Linked DNA regions of Homo sapiens: region 1 is linked to region 2. A link is a contact called in ENCODE Hi-C or POLR2A ChIA-PET data. All regions are on one chromosome and are shown on one strand. Each heading gives the region's core, a stretch centred on a gene start or an enhancer-like site at or near the end of the contact. The rest is flanking DNA. Distances are from core to core; before and after follow the strand shown. Region 1 overlaps SLC22A23 (solute carrier family 22 member 23). Region 2 overlaps PXDC1 (PX domain containing 1).

Region 1 (4,017 bases), core at 471-2,970, 400 kb after region 2:
CCCTCGACCCTGCTCTTCCCTCTGCAGCTCTGTGCTCTCCACACACACATCCTCTCTTCATCTGGCACCTCCACCAAATTGCTCAGGCTTCAGTCTTGGGGTTACTTTCTCCGTTGGGGCTTCCTGGGTACCTCCTTTGGACCTCTCTTGCTCCATGTTCCCCATCTGGTCAGTGTTGATGGAATAGTGGTTCTAGACTAGAAGGAGCTAATGTTCTCAGACAAGAGCAAGAAACCCCAAAGGTGACATCATCTTACATAATTAAACTCAGTGCTGCCACGTTTAATTCTGTATAGGCTTTTAAATCTCTAATAGCATTGTTCTCTTTATTACAAACATTATCACATAATTATGAAGTGGTAAAACTTTAAGGATGCAACTAAAAGGGAAGAAAAAATGTTTTCCTCTACCCTTTTAGGTTTAGAACCTGGGACCCTGCCAATAAAACTGACTAAAGACAGATTAAGGCCAGGCACAGTGGCTCACGCCTGTAATCCCAGCACTTTGGGAGGCCAAGGCGGGCAGGAGTTCAAGACCAGCCCGGCCAACATGGTGAAACCCTGTCTCCTAAAAACACAAAAATTAGCTGGGCATGGCGGCATGCGCCTGTAGTCCCAGCTAAGGAGGATGAGGCAGGAGAATCACTTGAACCCGGGAGGCGGAGGTTGCAGTGAGCGAAGATCATACCACTGCACTCCAGCCTGGGCAACAGAGTGAGACTCCGTCTCAAAAAATAAGAAATAAAGGCAGATTAACAGGAGAAAAGGCCATACTTGCACTTGATGTCAATATTTTAATTTTTACATGTACAGGGGAATCTCACAGAAGAAATGAAAGCCCAAGGAAATGGTTAAGCCTAAGAGCTTCTATACCATTTTAACAGAAAGCAATACATGATTTGAGAAATGACAAGACAAAGGAAAAGGCTTCGGGCTTCTAGGAGCAGTAAATTGTGGGACGGTAAATATATGGGGGAAACTGATGGAAGACGGGGCTATTTCGTGAGGTTTGTTTATGCAGATTCAAGTCGGTAGTGTCCCCAGTGGTGAGTCATCTCACTTCCTCTTGCTCCTGTGGGAGAAGGGAGGGAGTCTGGGGGTGACAACTTCACAAAGGGAAATTTGTGCCCTGCCTCTAAGCAGAAAGGTGGGTAGAGAGCTTTTCCTGCATCTGCTCTTTCTCCAATTGCCTTCAACTCAAAATAATCCTTATGCGAAAGTAGCATATTTGCATATTTCAAGATGACATACTCTGAGCCCCTTCACAACTTCCTGATCTTGTTCCACATTCCTTTCACGAATTGGAAAACCCAGGATCTGAGGGAGTCCTCGTGGATCACCAAGGCCGAGCCCAGCCTGTGGCCTCTGCGAGCCTGTCGCCACACCAGGCTGTCCTTGCCCTCGGTGGGGCCCGAGCACATGGTACACAGGAAAGACTTGCCCGGGTCCTTGCCCTGTTGCCTCTTGTTACCTTCCCACCAGGGCTCTGCAGGAGCCTGGGCTTGAAATCTAGCTCTTCCTTTTGCTAACTGCGTTTATGGGAGTCAATGAATTAGTTTTTCCCAAGCTTCAAATAAGAATGTTAACACTGGGGGCAGGACAAGGCAGGATTTAAAAAAAAAAAAAAAAAGGGAATTGTAACACTTAACACAGAGCTTGTTGTGCAGATGATAAAAGGCACTGTGCCCAGTACCTGGCACCTACAAGGCCTCCCTGAATACTCACCACTCTCCCCAGCAGCACCACTGGCAGCTCTGTAAATGGCACCTCCGCCTTAGGCACACATAGTCACTGAGTGCAACTGTGTGGGGTGGGCTGGCGATTTGCTCCAACAAACAGGCCTCCTGGCTCTCCTGTGGTTGAAGCAGCCCTGAGGAACTCTGCATTTGTGTTTAGCGCAGAGCCCTCAGAGGCTACATTCATGACGGATGCTCATGCCCTTGTGTAAATATGCTTAATAAAGCTAGTCTGCCAGGAGTGGTGGCTCACACCTGTAATTCCAGCACTTTGGGAGGCTGAGGTAGGAAGATTGTTTGAGCTCAGGAGTTCAAGACCAGCCTGGGCAATGTAGCAAGACCTTGTCTACTATAAATTTTAAAAATCAGCCAGGCATGGTGGCATGTGCCTGTAGTCTCAGCTATAGGGACGCTGAAGTGGGAGGCTGAAGTGGGAGGACCACTGGAGCCCAGGAGGTCAAGGCTGCAGTGAACTGTGATCACACCAGTGCACTCCAGCCTAGGTAAAAGAGGGAGACCTTGTCAAAAAAAAAAAAAAAAAGCCTACTACAGTTATTTCTTAATTTACTCAATTTCTTAGCTGAACACATTGGGTAATAAATTTCCACATGGAAGTTGTGCCTGATTTCTGTGGTCTGATTTCTGTGGTCTGATTCAGGGCGTGTTGAGCCTCTGGTAAGTGCTGAATACAATGCTAGACGTTAGGAAGGACACAGGTGACAGAGTGGTTTTCCTTTTCAAGGAGCTCGCTGCTGTGGCAGTGTAGGGCTTGCAGCCACCTGGCTTGCCAGGAACATTGAGTTATGTGAGAAGAGCAGCCTGTGAGAAGGGGAATAGGCCTGGGACGAAATCATGGAGGACCATGGTTGGTGGGCTCAGAATTTGGACTGACGTAGCATTTTTAGCAGTATTGAAATAGAACAGAGCTGGGCTTTAGGGGCAGTAACCTGCCAGCAGGATGTCAGATGGATTAAAGGGAAGAACTCTTTGGTAGCAAAAGCCCTGGTCACAGGCGACTATGGCAGTCCAGGTGAGAACAATGTGGGCGTGGCATGGAGGTGCTGTCTCCTCCTTCCCGCCACCCAAGTGGATGATCACACACACATTCTGACTCGCAGCCTCCCACCTTCTTGGGAAACATTTGCTTAACTGCTGAGTTAGGTGAGGTGCAAATCTGTGTGTGTGCATTTTCTACAACTTCCAGCAGGCACTCCTAGGAGAAGAGTCCAGATTTCTCTCTTTTTTTTTTTTTGAGATGGAGTCTCGCTCTTTCGCCCAGGCCGGAGAGCAGTGGCGCCATCTCGGCTCACTGCAAGCTCCACCTCCTGGGTTCACGCCATTCTCCTGCCTCAGCCTCCCGAGTAACTGGGACTACAGGCGCCCGCCACCGCGCCCGGCTAATTTTTTGTATTTTTAGTAGAGACGGGATTTCACCGTATTAGCCAGGATGGCCTCGATCTCCTAACCTCTTGATCCGCCCGCCTCGGCCTCCCAAAGTGCTAGAATTACAGGCGTGAGCCACCACACCTGGCCTGAGTCCAGATTTCAGTCAGCTCATTTATAAACTCAGATATCTTATTAGGTTGGTGCAAAAGTAATTACGGTTTTTGCCATTAAAAATAATGGCACCAATCTATAGAACTGGAGGGAGAGATGGAGCCCCCAGGAAAGAAGAGCCCCCAGCTTAGCATCTATTTGCCAGTCCAAGCTGTGCATGCAGCAGGGCATGCATGTGATACACGCAGTGTGACCTGTCGAGTCACCTGTGGGGTATGTGAGAGCCCTGCTCACTGAGGCCTTGTCCCCACCTGATACATGGGGCGAGAGGAATTCACCCCAGAGATGGCTGAGACTCAGGGAGGATGCTGTCACTAAATTCCCTGTGCAGGACTTGGCTGAGAACTAGCATTCTGTAGTGTTAGAGTCCTCATGGCCCTGTCCACGTGGGCAGGAAATTCAAAGGCAGACACTGTGTGAGACAAGCTCTGTCAAAAACAAGATGGCCCAAGAACAAGATGGCACCAGAGCAAGATGGCATGGGGTGTTAGAAGGCCTCGGAGCCTCCGCCGCTGCTGAGAATGCACCGTTTTGCTTGGGTTTAGAGGAAGACCTCTTACTGCTCCCACCTGCTAGTATTTTCCTCAATCACAGACCTGTTTCTTGAAAACCCCTTTCCAGTTGATGGCCTGATCTGACCCTTTGTTTCATTAGCTGGTGCCATTATGTTGACTAGAACACGAAAGGATTTTCTGATTTGGTAGAGGAGGAGGAAGCTGATTTTA
Region 2 (3,920 bases), core at 775-3,274:
TGATATCTCCCTAAGATACCTTCCTATGTGCCTTTAGACAAGAGCAGTGAGTACAGGAGCCCCTTTTTAGCTGGCACTGGGTCTCCAGAACCTTTATGGGAGAGTGAGGATGACTGGGTCCTTTTTCCTGGCTGGGTGTCTATGGATCCTCATCTCAGAGGGCTCACAGAGGGCTCTGGAGTCCTAATTGTCTATTGCTCTGGGTTTTGCATTTTGTAGTGCAGAGCATGGGGAAGCCTGGTTCTTTAGTCTGAGTGGGGAGAGTCCTAGCACCAGTGTCTCTGTTTTGGTTTGTTTTGCTCTGTTTGGGCAACCCAGAGATCAAGGAGCAGCAGAGTCCTCTTAGTGCCTTGCCTTATGGGAGGTGCTGGCCCCCGAGTGAGAGGGATAGATTAGAGGCCTGGAGCCACCTCTGATGGAGAAGCTCCTGAGGCACAGTGCCCGGCACATGCTTCAGCCTGCCCTGGCCTCCCGTCTCTATCAGCGATGTGTATGAACACATGGCCCACGTGGACCCTAAGGGGCGAGCATAGTGAGACGAAATTTAACAGGGAGAAACGTAGAGTCTCATGTTGCCATTGAAAGTATGTTTTCTTTGCCTTTTTGCAAGGGCTGAGGACAGGTTTCAGCCACGGCTGTCTGTGGCCTTCCGTGTGTGATGGGGGTGCAGTGTCCAGGTCTAGGAAGGCAGGGGTCCTGGCCTCCTTATGCAAGTCAAGACTGTCCCCGGGATGCAGCAAGATGAATTATTACATCCAGAGAAGAGTGTCTGGTGGGCAGGGGTCAGAAGAATGGGAGGAAATGTGGAAGAGCAGCTAGGAGGAAGGGGATGCCACCTTCAGATGTTGGCGGGCTGCCATGGGAAGGGGTCAGGTGGGGGCTGGCACTAGGCCTGTGGGTAGAAGTAACTGTGGGCGACTTTGGCTCAGCACAGAACACGTTCTAACATCTGGGGCTGCGTAACCATGGAGTCTGCACCAGCCAGTGGCTAACAGTCTCAGTGCAAAGTCTGGGGGCCCGGAGGTGTTGCTGCAGGAGGCGGCAGGCGGTATGGCCTCTTGCAGCCTTGCAGAGCCGAGGGTCTCAAGTGCTCTGAGTGTTTCCTCCTCTTCCTCTTCTCTGCCGGTCACCGAGTCTGGTTTTCTTTCTCTGAACCCCCCAGACCTTCCGATCTCTGTTCCCGGTCTAGCTCGCCCCTCACTGTGTCTAAGGGAGCTTCTTAATCTAGAGCAGTTGTGCCTGCCGGTGGCGAGGCGGTACACCCACGCACACCATGGCAGATACCTCCCTTCAGGAGTGTTTTTTAATGAAATTACTATTGACAATAAATAGCCCCAACATCCCTTTGAGAAAATGGCTCACACATAGGCACACCATGTTCTCAGTCTTGGTCCCATATTTGGCATGTTTCTGGATCTGTGGCTCCCCAGGCTGAGGCGCGGGGTCCAGAGAGTCCTGGCATCACCTGAGACTGTCCACACGGCTTTCTCTCATGCGTCCCCCTTTCTCCAGGATATGAACCCGAGGACTGAGCCAGTCATCCCAAAGCTCTGACCTCTGAGGCTTATTAACTGTCTTAAAAGCTCACTCTCACCATCAAGCCCAAGTTCTTGGTCATTCTGGGCATTCAGAGCCTAGCCCACGCTAGCCTTTTGATGTTGTCACCTCCACTCCAGAGCCTCAGCCTCCTGCAGGGGACTGGCCAGCCGTTGCATGGACTGTGGCCCTGCAGGGTCCTTCGTGCAAACCTGCCTGTCCACTGCTGTCCTGGTTAATTCCATTCATTCCCGGCCGAGAGCCCACATCCACCCTCCTCCTCCATTTCTTATGCCACTGACATACGTGTAGGGAGGTGGTGCCATGGGGAACAGGCACTGACTGTCTCTGCTCTCATGATGTAGGCTGGGGATGGGGACCTGCAGGTGCTGAGTACCTTGGCTTTTCTAGGATCGTTTAGTTGTCAGGAGCTCCACTAGATGGCGCCCGGCGCTAGCAGGCGCGGCGACTGTTTCCACATCCTGGGGCCACGGTGAGGACAGTCAGGATGGACTGCATCCCTTGGCAGTGCTTCCAACCAGTACAGCCTTAATCATTCTTTGTCCCAATGCTTATCAAATGTAAGAAAGCAAGAATTTAGAGCGTTCTGCCTCATGGCTGCAGCTGTGCAATGTAAAAGGAAATGCAAACCTCAGCTTCGATCTGGCAACTTGGACTCATCAATCTCAGCCACAAAATCTGACCATTCAGGTTTAAGAGGCCTGGAAATGAATCACAATTTTATTTTTCATTAATCTGGCTTCTGGCCAATCTCAACCTTAGTTTCACTATGTAGGGGTAGCCCAGCTAGCCAGTTAATACAAGGGCACTGCTTTGGGTTTTGTTCCGTTGCTGGAGTACATGGGAAATACAGTGGGAGAGAGGAGGTGAAAGGGAGGAAGGCTAGAGTATGAATGCTTTCACGGCTGAGACCGCGTGTCTGCTGAGAAAAGGAATAGAGTTATTGAAGTGAGGGGTTGTGACGTTTGTGGGGCTATGAAAACATAGCTGCATCTAAAAAACAGAAAAATTGCCATCAGGCAAACAGACACATTGGTAATTGTTGCAAAAAAGATCCATTGATTGATAGATGCAAAGATTTGTGAGTGAAACTGAGGAGAAACAGGATTTGCATAGCTGCAAGGCATCCTCCTTCAATTAACTACAAAGGGAAAGGTGGTAACTTCGCTGTGGAAACAGCTGGCAGAAGCCTCCTCACCAGGCACTCCACAGCAGCCTCAGCAGCAGCAGGACCTGTCAGCCTCAGCCCCACCCCCATATGCCACTCCAGGTCTCATGCAGCGTCACTGTGTAGGGTTCCTGCCAAAAATGCATCACCTCAATCGAATCACTCTGAAACTGCCAACAAACCCAAATCGAGGGACATTTGCTAAAATAGCTCAGTCCTCTCTAAGAGTGCTACGGTCATGAGGGACAAGGAACGATGGAGGAACTGTCAGAGGTCGCAGAAGACCAAGACAGAGCAACTCATTGCAGCAAGAGATCCTGGATTGGGGCCCCCACGGAAAAGAGGAACGTTGGTGGAAAGACTGTTGAAATTCAAGTGAAGGAGGTCTTTCATTTAGTTAACAGAATTGTGCCAATGTCAGTTTCCATGGAAGAGCAGGGCTGCTTTCATTTGGAAAAATATGAGTGTAAAAAAATAGCTTGAAAGTCAACTATTTCATGGAATCAGTCATGTATGTGATTAAAATGGCTACATTGGTCAAAGATTCTTGCTATAGATACTAAGCTGACTTCTAAGACATTCACACTGTATGTTTGAAGAGAGGCTCAGATGCTATAATTTTTCTTGAATGACAGCATTTTCTTCCGTTCTTTTTTATTTACATCATAACAGATCTGAGGACATTACTAACAATGATCATAATAGCTGTGAGGAAATGCGGACCTCAGCCTTGATACGGCTGTTTGGACTCATCAATTTCAGCCACAAAATCTGATTATTTAGGTTTAGGGGGCCTGGAAATAGAACACTGTTTTTCATTAATCTGGCTTCTGTATAATGTCAACCTTATTTTTACTAAATAGGGGTAGCCCAGTTAGGCAATTAATAAAAGGGCACTGAATGATCATGATAGATCACTCAGGACTCTTTATTGAGCCCTCAGTATTTGCTAGATTCTTTACATACATCATCTCAAGTTAGTCTGCACAATGGCCTTTGGAATGGATACCTTTATTTCCATTGTACAGATGAAGAAACTGAGCAAGAAGTAACCTGCTCTCCAGGCATAAGTAGCAGAGCCTTCCCCAGCTGCAGTCTGCATGCTTTCCTACCTGCTCGTGCCTCCTGAGGAGCCAGCATTCCACACTGAGACACGCCATGCTTGCTAGTGCTCTGGCCGAAGGCACATGGCAAG

The links. Hi-C counts contacts between places; a loop is a spot of excess contacts on that map. ChIA-PET counts read pairs that join two places held with the same protein, here RNA polymerase II (POLR2A). Pooled maps may share reads with other maps.
Region 1: a pooled map shows a loop between it and region 2 (3-fold over the local background). The contact joins two enhancer-like sites. A Hi-C loop is called at or near these places in 2 of 50 pooled maps. POLR2A ChIA-PET finds 5 or more read pairs at or near these places in 2 of 52 experiments (BJ and OCI-LY7).

What each region holds. Positions count from the first base shown.
Region 1 is chr6:3,335,059-3,339,075 of GRCh38, reverse strand. The region is part of intron 3 of SLC22A23 (solute carrier family 22 member 23); the gene reads left to right. Among named protein-coding and RNA genes, the nearest start is that of PSMG4, 78 kb to the right of the region's middle. Within about 2 kb of position 1,720, at least 3 of the 41 ENCODE cell types and tissues checked have a DNase peak (open chromatin) inside an H3K27ac peak, as active enhancers do.
Region 2 is chr6:3,730,784-3,734,703 of GRCh38, reverse strand. The region is part of intron 3 of PXDC1 (PX domain containing 1); the gene reads left to right. Among named protein-coding and RNA genes, the nearest start is that of PXDC1, 19 kb to the left of the region's middle. RefSeq lists a silencer at 2,055-2,349. Within about 2 kb of position 2,024, at least 3 of the 41 ENCODE cell types and tissues checked have a DNase peak (open chromatin) inside an H3K27ac peak, as active enhancers do.